2 separate regions of the Homo sapiens genome follow, and region 2 is linked to region 1. A link is a loop called in an ENCODE intact Hi-C map of the cell type or tissue named here. Cell type or tissue: endothelial cell of umbilical vein. All regions are shown on one strand. Each heading gives the region's core, and the rest is flanking DNA. Links, peaks and the distances in the headings are about the cores only.

Region 1 (2,911 bases), core at 260-2,759:
TATGCGAGACCTCCACCCAGGTGCCTAGAAGGCAGCCGCTCTGGCCTTGCGCCGCCAGCCTGAAGCTAAGGACCAGGACAGCCGGCTATGTCTGGCGAGGACCGTTCCGGGGCTTCCCGAGGGGTGCGCCAAGCTTGGGGGCTGCCGTCCCCACGCTTGGAGCCCAGAGCTTGCTGGACTGTAGCCTCCCTTGAGCCGCACGAACTCGGAACTCCAAGCAGAGGTTATAAGCGATCTCCGGATCAAAGTACTGTCCCCTTTCCCTGGCTTTCGAGTTTTATTCATTTCATGGAAAGGTCAAGCGTGGCTTGAGGTCTGAGCTACCCTGCACTGGTCTCGACGCCTGCCGTCGATGCTCGTCGGACACTGCCTGGCAGGGAGATTTGGGTTAGGAGCCACGTCTCCACCCCCACCCCAGGGCTCAGGTGCGTCGTTGGCTCAGTCTTCGCTCTCCCTCTAGCCTCGGCCCTTCTTACGGGTCCTCTCTCTAACACTGACCGCTGCCCGGGTGCTGTCTTCTCATCTAAGCCTCCCGCATGTCTCTAAGCCCCTCCTTGTGTCCTCGCTGGACCCACGACATGGGTGCTCTCCAGCAGTGTCCACACTGCAAAGTGAATGAAGTTTTACTGGTTTCATTTTTTAAAAAGGTTTAAGTTAATGGGCACTTATCGGGATAATTTGGACCATCCTAACCCCATCCAAATGAAAACCTAGACAATTGAGAAAACAATAATGGCAGCAGTTATACATTAAATATATATGAGATTAGGATATAAATGGCACATAAAAGTCCAGGATTTATTCAAGGCTAGAAATAGAAGGCAAGGCACAGGTGTCTACAGACGCTGCTCAGATTCAGTATCAGTTTCAAGGTCAGAGTTGGGAGAGGACCAATCTCATCCAACGCCCTCAGTTTACGAATAAGAACACTGAGGCCCAGAGAGCAGCGGGGTTCCGCCCAGGGTCACACAGCGCGGGGGAGGTAGAGGGAGTAGGAACGTAGCCCCGACTACCAACGCGGCGCCCGTCCCTGTGTGGCTCGGGTATTTTCTGCTTTCGGAATCGCAGGGCAAACCCGCACCCCCCACCCCCCGGAGGGGCTTTTCCTCCAGCTTTAGCTGTCTTGAGGTGGGGAGATCCCGAGAAGGATCCCTTTGTGGGAATTCCGTTGTCTCTCCCGCCTCAGGGGTCAATTGCCAGGAAAGAGGCCGGACGTCCCCACCGCAAGCGCAGGGCTTCAGGCACACATCTCCCCGCAGCCCCGAATACCCCGAGGGCGCCACACAGACGCAGTTCTCACTGGCGCCGACAGGTGGCGCGTTCCCCACAGGGAAGCCGGCCTTCAGCCGCCCGCGAGCTCATCAGACTCGGCTCCCTGCGCCACCGCCGGCTTCGGGTCGCTCTATGGAAAGAAAGGGGACTGGAAGCGGTGCGGCGGGGGAGCTCGGGCTTGGTGCCGAATGGTCTAAAATAAAACCCGAGAAACCCAGATTCCAGCCCTTCGGCTTAGAGCGGCCTCACGGTTCCACTGTTTAAGGGGCCGCTGCGCGCCGGGTGCAGAGGACAAGGCTCCGCCGGCTCCGCGGAGAGCACACGGGACCCACTGGGGTCACCCCTAGGGGGCGCGATGTCCCCCCCGCAAACCCTCCCACGCACCGGCTCTTCCATGCGCGTCCCTGCAGCCTCCTCGGCTGCCAGCCCCAGCCCCCATCCTTCCGCCTATTTTTTTTTTCTTTTATAAATGGGGGTGGGATGGAGAATAAGGGAAAAAGTGAGCTTTTTCAATTGCGGCGATAATTGTCCGCGAGATGGGTTTCTTAATCTGCTCATCCATTATTGACTGCTCCTCTAATATTTGGCTTTGCCGCTTTGATCGCCAGAAGATCACATACTTGACTCCTTTGCATAACAATTTTGGGGCGGGAGTCATCGGCGCGGGAGGGGAGGGACGTGCCTGGAATGGCTTTGTGGCCGGTATTCCACCCCTACCCCATCCCTACCCCCAGTCCCCCCGCAGGAAGTGAGCCCAGCCTTCCCTTTACCGAGCCCCCTACCCCTAACTACCATTCACGCTTGGACAGTTGTAGCGGGGGCGAAGAGGATGCTGCTAACCCCCTGGTGGGTGGAGGAGAGGTGGGAATCTTAGGAGCCCTAAGTGGGATCCGACAAGGGGAGGGGTTGTGCTTCCCTCTCGCCCTCAGCCCCACTACATTCCCAGCCCCAAGAGATCACCTTCCCTCCTTCCTCCCACCTCCGACACCCACCGGGAAGGGGGTGAACCCTTCCTGGGGGTGAATGGAGTGGAGTTGGAAGCCTGGGGTAGGAGACCGTCATCCCCCGCGCTCTCATCTGGGACTCAGGCTGCAGAACAAAACTGGGACGCCCGCGGCTTCCCAGCGGGATTTGGCGAGCTCTGAGACCAGTGGCGGCCTCTGTGGGATCCCTACCTAGTCCCTTACTCTCTTCGGGTCTCAGTTGCCTCATTTGTGGAGCGGGCTTTTGGTCTCTGCGCTCCCTAAGGTCCCTTTGATCTTGACCTTGGCACGTGTGGCCCACCCTCCCCTCAATCAGGGCTCAGAGCTGCTGAGGTGGGTCTTGGTGGGAAACAAAAAACCAGTTGCTATTTTAATCCGGGTTTAAACAACTGTCTCCTCTTCCCTGGCATAGTTCAATGGCGGGGGTGGAGGGGGTGGTTTGGAGGGAGAGATAGGGTAAAAGGTGAGGTTTGGGGTCAGAGCCTAGGGTCGTTCCAACTTCACATATTTCACTTCCAAAACCTCGGTCACTCCCCAGCTCTCACACAAATTCACTCACTGACACGCACACATGGAGACTATTCACGTGGACACGCACACACACTTTCACACCGACACAGCAAAGCGCAACCACACGAGAATTAGAGAGACAAAAC
Region 2 (2,911 bases), core at 312-2,811, 120 kb after region 1:
AACGTAGTTATTAAGCTATTAAAAAACAAAATTTGGATATAGTAATGTATGCATTTTGTTATTAATGTAGTATGCAACTAAAATGCTTAAAAATCAGTGTGTTAAAGTATATTTTAAAAGACTGATTAGGGTGAAAGTTATAGTTGCTTGTTTGAATAAAAACTTTCAACTATGGGGTGGTTTTGGGCAAGGCAACATGCATGTCATACTGGATATGAAAATACAGTTGTGATTCTTTTCTCAGCCCAGTCCATGGGCCCCCTGCATGCTCTCCAGGGACCCTTCCCAGCATGGTGTAACCTTCCCTCTTACCTCTTACACCTCATCTTCTAGTCTCCTCCAGACACACTGCCCTTGTTGCTGTGTCTCCATTAATCCAGGCACATTTCTGCCCCACGACTTTTGAGCCTGTGCTTGTCTCTACCTAAACTACTCTTCTTGCCAGCGTCTGTGTGGCTCCCTCCCTCACTTCTTTCAGATCTTTCCTCAAATCTCACCTTCTCAGTGAGGCCATCTTTGAATGTCTCCCACCAACATAGGGCTCCCATTCTCCCTCCCTGCTTTATCTTTTTTGTATTGCTAACTAACCTTTTCTAATATCTTCCTTAACTATTGCCTCTATTTTTGTGTTTCTCCACTAGGACATAAGATACATTTCGGTGGAGATTTATCAGTTTTGTCCACTGCTGTATTCCTAGTGCCTAAAATAGAGCAGGCAATCAATAAATATTTATTGACTAGATGCACAAATTTACATGAATATTGTTCTGAGCAAAACATAATCAGAGGTAAGTCTGTTGTTTAACTTCTTCCCAAATTTTGGTGTACTGAATCCTATTCAGTATTACATTGAAAATATCCTCATAAGTGCTAATAAAGCCTCCTGTAAGAATCCAGTGACATTGAGCAAAACACCCACCTAAGGGTAATATTTGCTTTTTGAGGGAATGAATGAGGGGCAGGAATGGTGAAGTGGGTCAATCCAGGGCCACTGTCTGGCTGCGCATTCCTGGCAAAAACCTTATCTCTCTGAACCTCATTTTTTCATCTGTAGGAGGAGAATAACTATACTGACCTCAAAGGGTCACATTGAGCCTTAAATGAGATAATCCATGAACAGTGCAAAATCAGGCACAAGAAATAAATGATGGCTGTTGGCAGTACTTGTAATAAGTCACAAGAGAAGAAAGCCAAGAGTTCCAGGAAGTTTTCTGCTCTGCAGGAGACTTGGAGGTCCTGGGGAAAAGCCACATTTGAGCAGAGGAGAATATACTGTGCTGGAGTCACCCTCCAGGTCTCCCCCCATTTGGTGCTCCAGCCTTTTCCACCAGAGGACTTGGTGCTCGGAGCCTGCCCCTGGCCCTGGCTGCTTGTGGATGCCTCTGGCTCTCAGAAAAGGCCATGTAAATCAGAGCTGAAGGGAAGGGATGGAGAAATTCAGGCCAGGCCATGATTCAAAAGGCAGCAGGAAATGAATACATTTGTTGGAACACAGGGCCAAAAGGACTTGAAGCGTCTGGAGTGAGTCATCAGGTATGCTGAATGCGTACACAGCTCCTGGCTCACAGACTGGGCTGATAGCTACTGGGAGATCAAGCTATGAATAATACGGTATATGTTCCCGCCAACAGAAATTATTTTTAGATTCGCTTCTGTTTCACATTATTCATTGCCCACTTTCCATTTATTAATAAAGATGATTGGAAGTTGACTGACAATAAATACATTATGTATTATTTTATGCACCTATTCACCAAATTTGCTAACCACTAACTATATGCAAGGACTGAGGCACTGGAGATACTAAGATGAACAATATCTGAAAAGTTCACAAAAATAATCTCATGTTATTCTCAGACCAACTCATGAAGGAGGTAGTAGCTACCTTCAGTTAATAATGGATTTGTTGATTGATTGATTCATGTATTACATCATCCAAAATACTTACTGAGCACCTACAAGGTGCCAGGTGCTGTGCTAGATGCTGAGAAGTTGATAATAAGACAAAAGCCTTACATTCTATGGGAGAGACGAACATAAGTAAGGAAGCACATAATTACGTAGCATAATGTCAGGAAGTGATGGGTGTCATGAACAATGAAGTCGGGCTGGAGATGGGAGCTAGAGAGATATTGCTAGACAGAAGGTGGTTTTGAGCAGAGAGACCTGAACAAAGAGCGAGAATGGCTGGGTCCTTCAGTGGAGGACAAAGGACATCTCTGGACTTTTCTCTGAAAACGATACCACAGAAAAATGAAATGACTTTTCCAGGATCACACAACCAGGTGGCTACCCAGCTGCAGTACTGCTCTGGCCTCAAGATGGTAACCTGTACCAACCAGTTTTAAAAATACTGCTCCCTGCCTTCAAGGAAGCCTGCACTTGGATCATCAAATACAGCCTAGAGCCAACTGAGGACTCCAGGAAGAGCATGTGATGAATCCCACAGCTAAGTGCGCATGAATGCATGAATGCACGCCTCAGATATGTAGACAGGTGCACGTTGGCTGCTGCACAGAACAGACTAAATAGAGGTAATGAAACCATAAGTGAAGACCCTGTTTGTTTACAGTTCTTTTCGTAAGAGGAGTCATTTATCTCTGCTCTTTCATTCTGGAAATTAGCATATGAAGGTGTTTGCTGAGTTTCCTACCTTGAGAGAATGCAAAGCTTAATAAAAGAAAATGTTTATCATCTGAAAATTCTTTTTTAAATAAAAGCAATAGCAGTTTTCAATCGAAATTGTCTTCAGAAATAGAACTAGAAACTTTTGTCCCTTGTGAAAATTTGTTCTTTGTTCTGCCTTACCAGATGCATAAGCTGGAAAAGTGTATTGAGGAGGTGGCCTCTGAGGAGATGAGTGTTGACAAGGTCCCCACGCCCCACTCCTGCCTGAATGAGAGCTGTTCCC

Evidence for each region. Hi-C counts contacts between places; a loop is a spot of excess contacts. Peaks named below come from ENCODE experiments on the same cell type or tissue, not always from the same donor. Only the 100,000 strongest peaks of a DNase experiment are listed, where the experiment ranks them.
Region 2: a loop joins it to region 1, with 4 times the contacts of the local background. A loop is called at or near these places in 3 of 110 quality-filtered maps.

Annotation. Positions count from the first base shown.
Region 1 is chr2:118,854,235-118,857,145 of GRCh38, reverse strand. No RefSeq gene overlaps it. Among named protein-coding and RNA genes, the nearest start is that of EN1, 8.0 kb to the right of the region's middle. In endothelial cell of umbilical vein, for the core only: a CTCF peak has its summit at 1,318; a DNase peak (open chromatin) is centred at 1,345; H3K27me3 peaks cover 2,209 bases.
Region 2 is chr2:118,737,333-118,740,243 of GRCh38, reverse strand. No RefSeq gene overlaps it. Among named protein-coding and RNA genes, the nearest start is that of LINC01956, 97 kb to the left of the region's middle. RefSeq lists an enhancer at 1,357-1,651. In endothelial cell of umbilical vein, for the core only: no CTCF peak of the experiment used is centred there; a DNase peak (open chromatin) is centred at 1,433; H3K27ac peaks cover 761 bases.